Regions from separate parts of the Homo sapiens genome. Here region 2 is linked to region 1. Evidence: read pairs that join two places in POLR2A ChIA-PET (ENCODE). Cell type or tissue: OCI-LY7. All regions are shown on one strand. Each heading gives the region's core, and the rest is flanking DNA. Links, peaks and the distances in the headings are about the cores only.

Evidence for each region. ChIA-PET counts read pairs that join two places held together with the same protein. Peaks named below come from ENCODE experiments on the same cell type or tissue, not always from the same donor. Only the 100,000 strongest peaks of a DNase experiment are listed, where the experiment ranks them.
Region 2: POLR2A ChIA-PET joins it to region 1 with 8 read pairs; 1 of 35 experiments calls an interaction of 5 or more read pairs at or near these places.

What each region holds. Positions count from the first base shown.
Region 1 is chr2:12,032,497-12,040,264 of GRCh38, reverse strand. All of the region lies in intron 2 of MIR3681HG (MIR3681 host gene), which reads right to left. Among named protein-coding and RNA genes, the nearest start is that of MIR3681HG, 29 kb to the right of the region's middle. RefSeq lists an enhancer at 5,601-5,650. In OCI-LY7, for the core only: no CTCF peak of the experiment used is centred there; DNase peaks (open chromatin) are centred at 4,734 and 5,764; H3K4me3 peaks cover 771 bases; H3K27ac peaks cover 2,030 bases.
Region 2 is chr2:12,173,104-12,180,871 of GRCh38, reverse strand. The region is part of intron 3 of MIR3681HG (MIR3681 host gene); the gene reads right to left. Among named protein-coding and RNA genes, the nearest start is that of MIR3681, 22 kb to the left of the region's middle. In OCI-LY7, for the core only: no CTCF peak of the experiment used is centred there; a DNase peak (open chromatin) is centred at 3,061.

The DNA.
Region 1 (7,768 bases), core at 3,554-6,053:
CGCCAAAAATGTAAAAACACCAAGCACCACAGAGCGTGATCCACCTCAACGTGCTGTAAACACATGATTGGCTCACACGCCAATGTCGGGCCAGAGCTGATCAGAAACTGAGGTGTGGGAAGACAGTGGGAGAGAGATGCATTTTACTGCAGAGTGAGAACGAGATATTCATATGGGAAAGGGAGAACAGTTCCTGAAACAAAGGGCTGGTCCTCAGTTTGACTCAGTTTCCCTCAGGGCGGACCTGTTCTCGAGTCCTGTGCCATGCACATCCCCCACTCAGCTTCCGGTTCATTTAGTCACATGTGCCAGACACCCCGTGCGCAGGTGCCCAGCACCCATCCCTACTCCACCAGTGTGAGTTCTCTTTCCCTAGGTCTCTGAAAGGAAGGGACAAGCCGAGCTGGGAAAGGGCTCCCATCAAAGTGACAACCGCAGAAAATCAGAGCATTTTCTGGAAGCCTTTCTAAAATTCCCAGCTCACAGAGCAAAGGCTACCAAGGTTCTGAGTTAGGAAAATTACAGGCTGTTTAGCTTCCCAAGTTATTTTATAATCACTGAATGGAGAGAGAAGCAGACAGTAGCATCTACCTGAGAACTGTAAAAGGGAAAACAGAGGGCAGAGATTAAAAACATGTATGATTTATCTCTCAGAAGGAAAAATAGATCTTCAAGTATGACAGTTAGCATTTGGGTGGCATAGTGTGCAAAACACTTTCACCTTCTCTGTCTCATGTAATGGTCAAAATGACCAGACAAATCAATGACCTTATCATTATCCCCTTTTACTAGATAAGGAAACAGAGCCCCAAGTCTGCACAAAGAGTAACATCATTGAATTCTGGTCCTTTGAATCCAAACTCTTTTGTCATCATAGCATACATTTATATATAGCCCCTCCTACGTGTGCCTGTGAAATACTTTGTGCTTACTATTTTTAATGAGAAAAACCATAAAATGATTTTTTTAGTCAAAAACACATCAGGGATCTCTGTTTCCTAATATTCAGACTCGGGCTGACCCCTTAGGCCACTTGCACTTGGCTTTGGAGTCCTCCCAGGTGAGTGGAGCCCTCCTCTTCCTCTCCTCTGTGCCTCACACCCTACAGTACCTGGCACACCAAAGGTGTCCTCAAAGTTTGCTAGGCCCTGATCTCCCTGCCTGTGGTTTCTCAGATCCAGACCCATCCTTGGCTTCGATTCCTGCCCTCAGCCCCCCACCCAACTACACTGCTCCCAGAATTCCATCCTTCCACCTAGGACTTCCTGCCCCTCCATCCTCAACAAGCAGCCGGGGATGAGAGCCCTGCTGCCTCTGATCCGACCACTGCAGGTGACACCCTCTCCTGACTCACCCCTGCAGCCTTCCACCCACCTGACCTGGACCCTTCTCCTTTTACAGGCCCTGGTGGCTCCTGCTTCTGTCATGACGAAGCTGACCACCCACCTCTGGTTCTCCCAGGCAGGCCCTAGCCCTCCCTAATAATGAGAATAAAAATAACTGGCATTTACTGAGTCCTTACTATGAAACAGATATGCAATGGACTGAGTGTTTATGTCCTCCCCAAATTAATATGCTGAAATCCTAACCCCAAGATGGTGGTATTAAGAGGCAGGATACCTGGGGGCCATTAGGTCATGAGAGTGGGATCCTCATGAATAGGATTGGTACCCTTGTTAAAGGGACCCCAGAGGGCTGTCCCGCCCTCTCTCCACCATGTGAGGACATCATGAGAAGACAGCTGTCTGCAGGCTGGAAGAGGACACTCACCAGAACCTGACCCTGCTGGCACCCTGATCTTGGACTTCCAGCCTGCAGAACTCTGAGAAATAAGTTTCTGTTCTTTATAAGCTGCCCAGTCTATGGTACTTTGTCACAGCAGCCCAAACAGACTAAAACACAGATATTACAAAAAGTGCTTCCTATCCATCATCTCATTCAATCCCTACCAAATCTATGATCTTGTAAATGGTATATATATATACGTAAATGGTATATATATAGACACATACATACATATTTTAGTTAATACTTTTAATTACATGATTGTAATTATAAAATTTCCACTATTTTATATTTTGTATAAAACCAGTTTCAACTCACATGATTTTCAAATGTGACAATATGTATCAAACTACACATATATGAAACGTTTATAGGCCATTAGGAAGCTTTATCTTAAAAATACCTTCAGGAAAATAAACATTCATTCAACCAGTTCTCTTGGCTTTAAAACATATGATTAGAAAAGTACACTATAAAAAAATCAGGACAATGATTGGTCAATACTGATAGTTACATTTTAAAATGGTATATATTTTAACCCCTGGGTTAGGTACTATAAGCTGCATTTCATGAAGGAGTAAACTGAGGCATAGGGAAGGGAAAGGGTGTGGCTCAGGGACAGGTAGCCAGGAACAGAAACAGACCCCTGATGTGCCCTGCTATTTGCACAGCCTCACATCTACAGATGCAGAAACAAAGCCAAGGTTTGTAATGGTGTGACGAAAACCACACACATCACCCTGAGCAGAACCAGGGCTCTCATCCCAGGCTATCTGTCCCCAGGATGGGACTCTGCCCTCCATGTTCTGCTGTCTCCCTACGTGGAGAGGGTTTGGGGCAAGGTTATGGCTCTCAGGTATGACCAGGATAAATTGAGTCTGGGGCTGTGCTTAGATCATTCAGCTCAGCTGATATTTTAAGAGGCAGGGTAGAGTCAGGGAGCTGGGCCAGCCATTGGGGTTTGTTCAAGGAGAAGTCACATGACATGGTTCAAGAAGGAAGGAGGAAACTGATAGGGCCTGAGCTGGGGAAAGGGGAGAGGAGAACTGGGCAGCCCAGACATGAGTAGGGACCAGGTACAGGTGCTGCTGATGAGTTTCTCCAACGCAAACATGTTGCTTTGGGTTCACTGGCTCAATTAGACATAGAGTGACCCTCCCTGAGCCTTATTTTAAAGGACCCACAGAGGGCCAAGATCGCCTTTGACCTAAGTACCTGGGGTAACCTAAGGATCCAAAAGATCTCACCCATAAGTATTGAGACGTCATCTAAACCCACTTAATAAACCACAGACCATCTGAATGGCGAATTTGGCTTTTATAGCCTCCCCTGCATCTCTGCCCAAAGCGAACCTGGAAATGGCACTATAAGGGCCTGTAGAAGAGGAATGCTAGAGTCCATCAGCCCAGCTTGGCTCTGAAGGAAGGTCTGGCCTGCACTTGCACACCTGGACCAAATAATTATGAATCATACCTTTATTCCCAAATAGAAGACCTGAAACCCCACCAAGGTCTGCTTTGGGGTTTGTTTTGATGGAGTAACATAGCCACACCCCAGGGGCTTGGCTCACTCATTCGTGGAGACAAGTCTTGGAAAATGTTTTATGTTTGCAAATCTTTGAGTTCGATGAGCTGTGACGATGTTTGCCCAACACAGCCGGTCCTGTGTGCCCGGGCTTTGGGTATTGCTCACACACCAGTGGCATTTCAGCACACGCTACACCCGTAAATATAGATAGCATCTGCCCCGAAGTGTTCAAGGGCTTTGTTATGGTTGTTATCATGGAGGGTTGTGGTTTTCTTTTATTTTATAAAACCCACAAAATGATTGTTATGCTTTTGTAACAACAACAATACAATGTTGTTAAAAAATTTTGAGCTGGGATTCAGATGGCCCGGGTACAAGACCCAGCTCTGAATTTACTCTCTTTGTAACTAGGAATAAATCAACAAACTGCTGTGAGTCTCAGTTTTCTCATCTGTAAAATGGGGATGACAATATTCATTTCCTGGATTGAGTGTATGCCCTTCCTGTTTCCCATGGATAAGGCCCCAAATCAAAGCTTTCATGAAAGTATGTGAATTGCAAATCACTGTATAAGTGGAACCTATGCCATTTTTTCTCAATTTTAAACTCAATGAGATATGCTGCACTAGGTCAGGTGACACATGCCTGAAAGTTAAAGCCACATAGATAATTGGATATGTCAGAGGAAAGTCTCTAATCTGTAAGTTTATCTATAAGGCTGTAAGAACCAGCTATTGACTCCTTTTTATGCACCACATATGACTAGCCATTGAGAATGCAGCACTAAGTAGCATGCTTTCCCTGGAGTGAAATCCACAGTCCAAACTTTAGTGAATAACTAGAACCTAAAAGTGTTAAGAGCTGTCATAAAGAAATGGTGTCAACCCTATGAGGAATGAAAGAAAAGGCCCTCCTAGAGGAGGGGACAACTGTGCTGGATGCTGAAAAGGGAGGAGAAACTTGCTAATAAAGCCAACAAGTCAGTATACACAAGACAAAGAAAATGGCCCAGGCGTCGCAGAGGAGTATGCTGAGAAAGACGTGGGCTTCCTTCCACAGTGCTGGGTTGGTGGGGAAAGGGGAGCTGCAATGATGTACGAGGGGCAGCCCAGCTTTCCTGACACACCCAGCCACCTCACTTGGTAGGAAGGTGGGAGATTTCAAGGAGAGGTGATGAGGGGTGAGAAGGGGCCAAAGACTGGGTGTGACAAGGGGCTGCTGAAGAGACACGTGGTCAGGAAAGGCTTCACCCACTCAGCAGTGAAGAGAAGAGGTGATGCCACCTCCACCTTTGCTATGCCCCTTTTATCTTAAAGTCTTGATGCATGGCAAGGCACCAAGCTGCTCAGAAGCAAATGAAAAGAAAGAAGCAAACTGAGAACTGCCCAAACGTGAGCTTCAGCTTTGTAGGAGGTGGGCTCCAGGAAGCACGTGACTGACTCTGCAGTTGGTGCTCCCAAGGTGACATCATGTAAAGGAAAGTTCAAGTTTCATTGTTGCAGAGTAATTTTATCGCTCCCTTTTTGCATCCTAATTGGTGGCTTTTGAGCCATCTTCTCTGAGCTCTCATCTTCTCCAGCTGCAGAGTAAACCAAGGCACGAGAATGGGCAGCTTGGGCACATTCGCTGGGCCTCGTTCCCTCTGGTGGATAAAGTGCCTTCTCCTTAAACCAGAACCATCTGTGAAAAATGACTGGGAGGCACAAAAAGTGCTGGAACCACAAAATTCCAGCTTCGGTTTTGGCTTTCTGGCAACAAAAGAATAAAAACACAGTTCTTATTTCTCCAAATATTTCCTTCTCCACTGTCTGCTCCGGCCTGATTTCAGTCCCCGACGAGGCAGCACTGATGCCTCCGTGGCCCACTCCCTCTGCTGCCTTTGGAGATATTGCTGGAATGCACATTAAGGTCATGATATTGGCTAGGAATAAAATGAGTTTTTCAAAAAGGACAAACTTCATAAATCCTGGCTTGTTCCTACACAGGTGTATAGAAGAAACAGAAGAAATGTGTTTTTCTGTGTTTCTGTCTTGCCAAGACCCAAAAATGAAAACCAATTTTTGTCCATAGAAGGTGTCTGTTAAAGGACTTGAAGTGAGTCCAGACAAAGGCAGGTTGTGAGCTATTAAAGTGTCTTGCCCAATATCTGCCAATAATGGCCATCAAGGCTCCTCACACAGCATCTGCCCACGTTATTATAATCGGGCTGCCTGTGCGTCACCTGATGAAGACCGCAGCTTGGGACGACTGGATGGGGTGGGACCAAGATATTTACAGAGATGAGAGAGGGATGTTGGAAAATTCACTCTCCTCCACACCACAAGAAGGTTTAAAGATCCAAACCAAACCAGAGCTCGTTCAAGTGTTAGGAGATGTAAAATAATGTGGTTTGGGGTGCACAAACGTTTTTAGCTATAAATACCTTCTAGATTGTTCCAATGCATTGAGCCAAAACCTAAATGCTGTGAGGTTTCAACCAACCGAATGGTTCCTTAAATAAACACCATGCAAGGACAAAAACTACCAAAGTGAATTTGAAAGAGCAGAGACTGACTCTAAATGGATGACCTGAGTGAGGACGGTGTGTCCAGGCCTTCCATAGCAAGTGTTAGCTGGGGGCCTTCGGCAGGCTGGGCCCTGGTCAAACTCATTCAGCTCCACACCTGTGTTCACCCTTCCACCAGGAATCCCATGAGAAGGACACTGGTGCCCTGCACTGTAAAAAGGAAAAACCCCAAACTCCAAAAAGTTTAAGAAAATCAGCTCCCAACTGGAAGTTGCTTCGGTCTGACTCCAAAGCCTACCATCCTCCACATGGGACCCACTGCCCCCATTCCATGGGTGTGTTCCTCCATTGGTGTTACCTCTTCAGGGCAAAGACACTGTCCCCTTTACCTAACGCTTCTCAGTGCCAAGTGGCATCTGGGATATTGGACATTGTCTGAGTTTCCTGGGGCTACCATAGCAAATCACCATAGACCTGATGGCAATACACAGCAGACATTTATTCTCTCTCAGTCCTGGAAGTTAGAAGCCTAAAACCCAGGTGTCTTAGGCTTGGTTACTACTGCGGGCTTTGAGGGAGAATCCACGTCCTGCCTCTCTCCTGGCTTCTGGGGATTTACCACAAGTCCCTGATGCTCCTTAGCTCATGGACACGTCACTCCCACCTCTCCCTCCATCTTCACGTGATGTCCTCTCTGAGTCTGGGTTTATGTCTTTCCTCTTCTTCTTAGAGGGGCAGCGGTCATATGGAATTAGGGCTCATCCTGATTTCATATGACATCATCTTAATTTCATTATACTTGCAAAGACCCAATTTCTAAATCAGGTCACATTCACAGGCACCTGGGGCTAGGACTCCAGCATACTTTTGTTGGGACAGAAGTCAACCCGTAATAGAGATAATAAATTCATATTTCTTGAATGAATCAAAAACCAAAAAGATCCTGCAGTGGACGCAGTGCTCTGGGAGCCTCTCTGAGCACATCAGGTCCCTGAACATTGCTGCTCTATCTTCCTCCCATGGCCTGAAGAAACCAGTCAGGCTGCCAAAACTCGCACCATTCTGAGACCTCCTGTGTCTTGACGGAATAAGAGAAATCTTTTCACCTATAAGGCATCACACCCCATTCCCTTTCCCCCTAAAAAAACGAGGACACTTTTACAATGCCACAATGGAGGCAGAAGCTTCCAGAAAGAAAGCATCACACCCATTCCCTTTCCCCCTAAAAAAGCCAGGACACTTTTACAATGCCACAATGGAGGCAGAAGCTTTCAGAAAGAGTAAATACATGAATCTAAGAGCCACTTTTTGACCTATGACTCAGAGTACAGAAAGAATGCTTGGTATCCTGAAAAAAATTCACTCAGCAGGAGTAAACACTAAACCTCATCAATTTTTTAAAGGTAGCAATTACTTGTATAATACCTATCAACCAATGACATTAAAAAGAAAGTAGTGGAAGCTTAGACTTCCACTACTCTGGCTATAAAATCTTTTTTGTTTTGTTTTTTAATAACTGATTTTTCAAGAATGTTATACTTATAAACACATATACATTTTATGTCCTACCTCCAAGATAGCTCCAAATGAGAATGTTACTAGCCAAGAAGCTAACATCAACAAAAATGCATAAAAACTGGTTAATAAAGCCCACATTAAGGGAACAGTAGAAAGTAGCTAAGAAAATGTAAATTCATTCAGGAAATAAGCATTTGCATGTACTGTTAAATATAATTTCCACCAGGTGCATGAAGCACATGAGTAATTATAGGCCAAGAAAAAAAAAAGTGATAACCTTTTCTCCGCATGGACGCCACCTCCTTTGGTTATGAGGCAGTGCTTTGAAGAGTTAAATGCCCTCTGCAAATGCCAGGGGGTGGTGTTGCTGTTGCCTAAACTGTTCCTCCTCACAGCCTGGGCTGCATACAAAGCAATTGCATAGGAGATATC
Region 2 (7,768 bases), core at 1,729-4,228, 140 kb before region 1:
TGGTAACCATTGCTGGACTGGGAACCATTACCTTCCACTCCCTCCAAATTTGCTTCCAGCAGAGTCTCTGCCCTCTAGCATGATCCTGACAAAAGATGACAACTCTGGCATTTGGAGCCCTTTTTAGAATAACATGCATGGGTTCTCTTCTTCCTCCAAACATCTAGCCAAAGACTCCTCACATTTGAATGTGCAAATGAAATCCTGGAAGCGGGGGATGTTGGATAAAATGCACATTCTGTTTCAGTAGGTCCTGAATGTGCCCCAAGATTCTGTGTTTTTAACAAAATGCTCTCAGACAACTCTGTTGGTCCATGGACCCCTCTCTGAGCAGCAAGGTTCTAAGGCAGGCCCATGTTCTTGCTCATGGTCCTGTTTCCATCTTGCCTTCTTATTCACGCCCAGGGCTTACCTGCCTAAAAAAGCTAGGAAGACCAACCATGTAGAGGGTGGGCAAGGTATGCATTTTGAAATCTGAAAAGCACATATTTAATCCTGAATCTTCCTCATAATCGTTCTGTGACCCTGGACAAATTAACCAGTCTTCCTAATATCAGTTTTCTTATCTTACTATGGATATAATGGCTATTTCACAAGACAGTTGGCAAGGATTAAATGAGATCACAGGTCCTTCATCCCTTATCCAAAATACTTGCGGCCAGATGTATTATGAAATCCAGAATATTTTTAGATTTAAAAAAAGTAATATGGTGTGTATGCAATATATTATGTAACAGGCTCACAGGGGCTGGGAGAGCAGCCCATATAATCAAATAAATTAATATTCATGCAGCAAAATATATGAATACTATACCAACCAGAAGGAATAAGGACCATAAACAGCTGAAGTTCACATCAGGTTTTCCTGCCAAATATGTTCAGGTCAGGTATGAGTTACAAGAAAGCTTTTAGTTTTCAGAGCTTTTTGGATTTTAAAACTATGAATAAAGGGACTGTGAATCTGTGTTTGGTCTGTGAGTGCACTAATCTTTCAGTTGAAAGAGTGTGACACACTCCTTTCCTCCTACATGTTAAAGGGTAAAAAAGCAAAGCCTCTGAGGTTAGGACTGGACATGCCACAGAACCAAATCCAGGGTATGAGATAACCAAATCAAGGGAGAGGCCCGTTCACTAGGGCCAGGTGGGATTCAAGGTCAAAGCCATGCCACACCTAGAAGAGCTCTATATTGAATCCCATCATTACTTTTTAAACCACACAGACACACACACATTTGCACACACATACAGTCACATTCCTCAAACTATCAGAACTGGGGCATGGCTAAGTTCAGAAATTGGGGTCTGGCAGAAGGTGGAGGCAGAAAGCCAAATCGCTTCTGAGAAAAACACACCCTAATTCCCCCTTTAGCTCATAAAATTAGAGGAGAATTTCTCTATGGAGGGCATTCAACTTCTCTCTTGAAAATATACGTAGGGAAATGTGCACCAGGCAGAGGTAGAAGTCATTGAAGTCATTTCACAACTCTTAATTTACATGGACAATTAAATGTTTGTAGGTGTAGTACCTTCTATTCTTTTTTTTTTTTTTTTTTTTTTGGATGATGATGATCATCTTATAATTACAGCTCTTGGTGCAAGATTTGGAGAGGAAAACTGCATAGCATTAAAAAGAAGAAGAAAAAAAAAAACACTTGTGAATCCAAGCTATGCCATTCCCTCATTTTTTAGAACTGTCTTCTAGCCAAATTGAAGTGTGGGACCGCCTTCATCCTGCAGCTTCAGCAACAAGGCATATATTCCCTGGGTACATGCTGGAAAGAGAGGTCAGAGGGCAGGACCTACTACATGTCCTGAACAGTTGGGTGAAGGGTCAAGATCTGTTATGTGTAGCAGGTGATCACCCTGGAATGTAATGCATTCTGCAATGATAATTGAAGTCTGAGATTGTTTTAGAGATTATTTTAGCAGAGACAGTTAGTATTGTAGTTATGAGCTTGGTCTCTGGAGGCAGCCTGTCTGAGTTGGATGCTGAGCCCTTCTGCTTACTGATCATGTGGACTTGAGCCAGTTGTTACGGCTCTGAGATTCTGTTCCTCTACATGTAAAACAAGGATAATAAGAGGACCTGCTTCGCAGGATTACTGTGAACGTTGAATGAGTTAATGTGTGTCAGGTCTGAACACAGCACATAGTAGGTGCCTTCATGTTAATTGCTGTTATCTTACAAGTCCAGCTTCCACTGCTAGACTGAATTGGATTGAAAGCCAGTCCCTGTTGACTGACCGCCCCTGGAGGACAGCAGCTCCTCCACACAGGGAGGGAGTTCGGGTCCATCTCTTTGACTCTACCCCATAACTCTGGGGTGGGCCTGATGGGAAGGAATTATCTACCAAGCCCCAGGCATGATGCCAAGCTGTTGAATACTTCATCTCTCAGGTAGACAGTTATCTCCATTTCCCAGATGAGGAAACTGGTGCTCAGTAAATTTCAGTGACTTGCCTAAGTCTGTACAACTAGTAAGAGATAAAGCCACCCTTGGAAACCACAACTACACAGTTTCAAATTCCATACTCTTTCCACCAAATGCACAGTCTCCAGAATTTCACACAACCCCTCGAGTCCTCACCTAGAAAGTTTGAGGGCAGAGATAGGATCATCACCTCTTTCAAGAGAAGGAGGGTAGAGCAAGTGAGGATATTAACTGCACTTCAATAAACCACTCATAACATAAAAATAACACAGGAAAATCTCATGATCTGTTATCACCATCACGTCATTCAACCTAAGACATGTCAATGGCAACAATGTAGACAGGACAGAATATCCTGGAAGATATGGTGCAGATGTTCAAATCAAATAGGTCCAGCTCTTTCAACAGTTCATTTTTCTCATGGGCAGCCCACCCTGCTGCCTCCCATTTGGGCCTCCCCTGGGCTGGCTCCACAGTGGAAGCCCATGACCAGCAAACAGTGACCCAGTTGAGGCAACCACTTCATCTGCCACATGGTTCCAGACTTCACAGAACCAGAGAGAAAAACACTCTTCCTGTCAGCAGCTGAAAAATTTTGCTTTGGGCCCCAGGGTAAGTGTGACTGGGGCCTGTGTGGTCTAGCAGAAAGTTTGCTTGGCTGCCTGAGGAAAGAGAGACACTCAGGCTCATCTTAGTGACAGGGAGAAACGTGCAATTTCCCCCATGTGTCCACAGCTGCTCTCCTGCCAGCTGGACAACACAGACTGGCCTCATTCACTGAAAATGCTTCCAAACAAGTAACCTATAGCCTGCACGGGACTGCAGCCCGGGAGCCAGGAATCTGGCTGAGAATGAATGAGATACCTCTCAGCAGAGTTCCAAGTTGGAAAGAATCATTAAAAATGTGGCCATAATTTCTCTACAGAAAAAAAAAAAAGAGGACACATTCAGGGTCATTCTGAAATAGTCTTTGCAGAGACATCTGTTCCCGTTACAGCTTTGCTAAACCAAATATGTACGTGATGCTTCTGGTTTTCCTGTCAAGCTGATCAAAGGGTGTTTGTGTGTAGAATAATACATTTTAGGAACGAATGCCAGGCATGTCTGCAAATATTACATTAGAGGAGGGACAAGTTGGGGTGGTGTGGGGAGGGAGGGCACACGGCTGAGCTAATGGCCTTCCTGTAGCTGTTGCAGGCTGGAGAAGCCGAGGTGACTGTGGGGACTTCAATGAAACTGATAGCATCTCTGAGTCCAGGCCGGGAGATGACTCACCAGTGGAGACTCATTAGCACAGGGTCACCCAGGGACTGAGAGGTTCCTTTCAGAAAAAAGAAGCACAGACATCCAGCATCCTTCCTGCATTTCAATAACTCTGTTTAAACCAGGAGGAACTGGTTCCACGAGACCATGAACCTACATTCTCAAAAGAAAGACGCATTACATCTAATTAGGCATAGTTTTATTGATTTCTAATAAGATTTGGGGAATTTTTAAATTCTGAGTATCAAATTGACAGTTGGAGTTCTTTCTTTCATTTTGTTCACGTTTTTTCTTGTTGTTCTGAAATGCTGTGTCACATTCATGTACTCATGTGGAACCTGAGTGTCAACATGTGAGCCTGCAGCCTGCCTGCTGCATTGCTCACCTGGGTAACACTGAAAGCTCTATGTGCATTTGTGAAAAAAAAAATCATGAATTAGATACATCAGTCAGAGAATCATGTCAATCACAAAAGACAAAACACTCCTTTTAAGGATGAAACCTGGTTTGCAGCTCACTTTCTCCAATAGAGCCACTGCCCAGACCTGTCCAGCCCTCACCATCTGGCATGTCTCTGCAGCAGCTAATGTTAGAGACCTTCTTCCTATAAACAGCATCTCCCTTGGTTTTGGTGGGACTATTCATATCTTGTTTTCCTCCTGTGTATCAGATCATTCCTTCCAGACTTTTCTTCCAGACTCCACTGTCTCTACATCTCTTGTATGCTGCTGGCCACCCAGATTTTTGCCCCAACTTGCCCCAACTCTCTGCTGTACTTCCTCTGCATTTTGTAGGCTCTCACTCACTGTCCTGGCTTGGGTCCCCATCTCTACACTGATGCCTCTCCTGCCTCCCCTCCAGACCATCCTTCTGAGCTCAGGTTACAGAGAGCCAGCAGCCTCTGCACGATGGGACCCAGGATCCCAGAGTGTGCACCCACTTTGTCTCTAACTCTGGCATCAGCCTCCTAGTCAAGTCATCCAAAACACCGGGAATGATTCTGGACCTGTTCTCTCCTTCATCTGCTGCAAACTGAGTCTTGCGTTTTCTGTTTTCTCAGCATCAGATACTTTTTCCTTTTTCTTCATCCCCTGTGAGATGCTGACCACAGTCCTGGCTCACCCTTCTCATGCCAAGACCACTGCCATCCTGGAAAATGGGCTGTGTGCCTCTAACCGCAGTCCCTGCCACACTTCCTTGAACACTTTATAAAATTCAAATCTGATCACTCTTTCTTAACCCTCTTCAGGGTCTTCCAGTGCCCAGAGGATCACTTCCATCCAGAGTAGTTCATCATACGAGACCCTAGTAATCTGGCCCCTGTGTTCTCACTCAACACTTCTCTTTGAACGAATGCACAACTACTTACAATTCTCCCAAACTGCCATGTTGTTTCACGCCTCTTTGCATGCCTTGAAACGGAAATACCACTACCACCGCCTTCGGTCATTCTCTCTTGTTCACTTTTCAAGCCTCAGTTCCTCTTCCGTAAATCTCCACTCCTTTTCTGGGAGAATTATTCTCTTCCATGTTCCTGCTGACTTCTGTCTCCCACAACTCACTCTGTCAGGCCACACTGCCCACGTTTACATGTCTGTGACTCTACCACCTGCTGGTGTGTCAGTTTGACTAATTCTCTCAGTTTGTCTTGCCTTGCTTTCTTCATCTATAAAATGGGTATAGCAATACCTACCTCAGAGGTCTGTGCTCAGGATTAATTGAGTTAATATATTTAAAGTCCTTAGTGCAACATCTCCCAGAGTAACAGGCACATATTAGGTTCTCAGTAAATGTATAATTGAACACATAGAATAAGCAAATAGACACCAGCTACTTTTGTCAGCCCATGTATTAGTTTTCTGGAGTTGCTATAATAAAGTACCACAGACTGGGTGGCTTAAACAACACAAATGTATTTTTCTTACAGTTCTAGAGGCTGGAAGTTTGAAATCAAAGTGTTGGCAGGGCTGGCTTCCTCTAAGGCCTCTCTTCTTAGCTTGTAGATGGCGTCTTCCTGCTGTGTCTTCACATGGTCTTCCTTCTATTCATGTCTGCATTCCAAACTCCTCTTCTTGTAACGACATGGGTTCTATTGAATGAGCACAACCCCATGACCTTATTTTCCCTTAATTACCTCTTTAAAGGCCCCATCTCCAAAAACAGTCACATTCTGAGGTACTCAGAATTAGGACTTCAATGTATCAACTTTAGGGGAGAACAATTCAGCCCATAACAGTCCAAGTCTCTCAATTTTTACTGATGTTTTATTTTAATCCTTTGATAAGTAAACAGAAGAGACAGCCATGTCCTACTGTTGAAGGATGGACAGTGTAATGTCACAGTGCTGATATTAACATGTTCTGAGGCCTGTGTGAATGTCGTAGCTCCACTGGGCCTTGGTTTCCCGCTCTATAAAGAAAGGAGATGAACCTAGGTGCTGACTTCAGTCTCTCCCATCTCTGATGTTTGGGGATTATATGAATAACAAGTGCACACCCAAAAGGTAATTTAGAAAATGTCTTCCTTCCGTGTACCTTTGGACCAAGGGTCTCCTATCTGTACATCTAGGTCATTGTTGCCTCATGGGTTCCTAGTGGGTGCGGCTCATCTATTTGCAAATTTTTTTTTACTTCATCAAATACTAAATCTAACATTTTTATATTTCTCTAAAATGTTTCCTCTTTTTATGTGTTGCTGCACATGCATTCTGCTATAAATTGTTAACCATAGTTTAAACCTAAATTTATAAAACTCAGCCAGAATACAGAAATCAGAGCAGTACTAACCTTGAGGGGGTGAATACAGAGTAGGAAGGGGCCCGAGGGACCATCCAGGATGATGACAATGTTCTATATCATGACTGAACAGTTGTTACAAACGTACACACTGATGTAAGAAATCCATCTAGCTTTGGACCTGAGAGATTTGTGTATTTTACTAGATGCAATAATACCTCAACGAAAATATATAAATACCATAAGGATAGATTGCACTTGGTGACAGCTACCATGCAGAAATGCTGACCTATCACTTTTCTCTGAGCAGTTGGTCCTGTGATCATTTTGGAATGTGACTTTTGTACTGCCTGCAATTCAGGAAGGGAGGATGTAAGGAGACCAGAAGGTTAAGTCTTTTTCAGTACTCTTTCTATCCACATATTATCTCTAAAAAAGTGGAAGGAAAGAGGAAATTCTAAAGGAGCTGAGAAAGGGCTAGATGTGTTGGGTCTGAAATATCTCAGTATCCAGAAATGCTTGAGGGATTAGGACTCCAAGAAAGGAAGAAAGACACAAGCCAGTCACTATCTCCTGAGATGAGGCTGTTAGAGACCCAGAGAGAGACCCACTTCCCCTCTGGAAGGAGTTTCCACAGGGATGAAATCCTATTCACATTTATGCCTGTGTTCTTGCCCAGCGTAGTCCTTATCCCAGCCATTAGTGGGCACTGGGTGACTGGAGCATTCTCCCTCTGCTCCTTCAGTCCTTCAAACTTGCAAAAAAAAAGATAGATTACATAGATGATAGATAGATAAATAGTGATAGATAGATAGATAGATAGATGATAGATGTAGTAGGAGTGATTGATAGATTAGATAGAGGGACAGATATAGATAGATAGATATAGATAGATAGATAGATAGATAGATAGATAGATAATAGATAGTGGTAGATTATATAGATGATACATAAATAGATGATAGATAGAATGATAGAGTGACAGAGACAGATGATAGACAGATAGATATATTAACAGATAGTGATAGATAAATAGGTAGATGGACAGATAGAGATGGACAGAGATGATAGACAACAGAGTTATAGAGAAAGAGAGAGAAGGAAGGAAGGAAGGAGAGAGAAAGAGAGAAAGGAAGAGAGAGAGCAAGAGAGAAGGAAGGAAGGGAGGGAGGGATTCACTAGTGATTAGAGTTCTGAAAGGAAAACATCTCCTTTGGCGTCACTCTCTGACACTTAGTGTGATGGTACCAGCCCAGGCACAGCAGTGAGGACTTCCCCTCAACATGTGAAAAATAAATCTTTCTTACTTACCAGCTTCACTCTCTCCAGGGATTTTGGA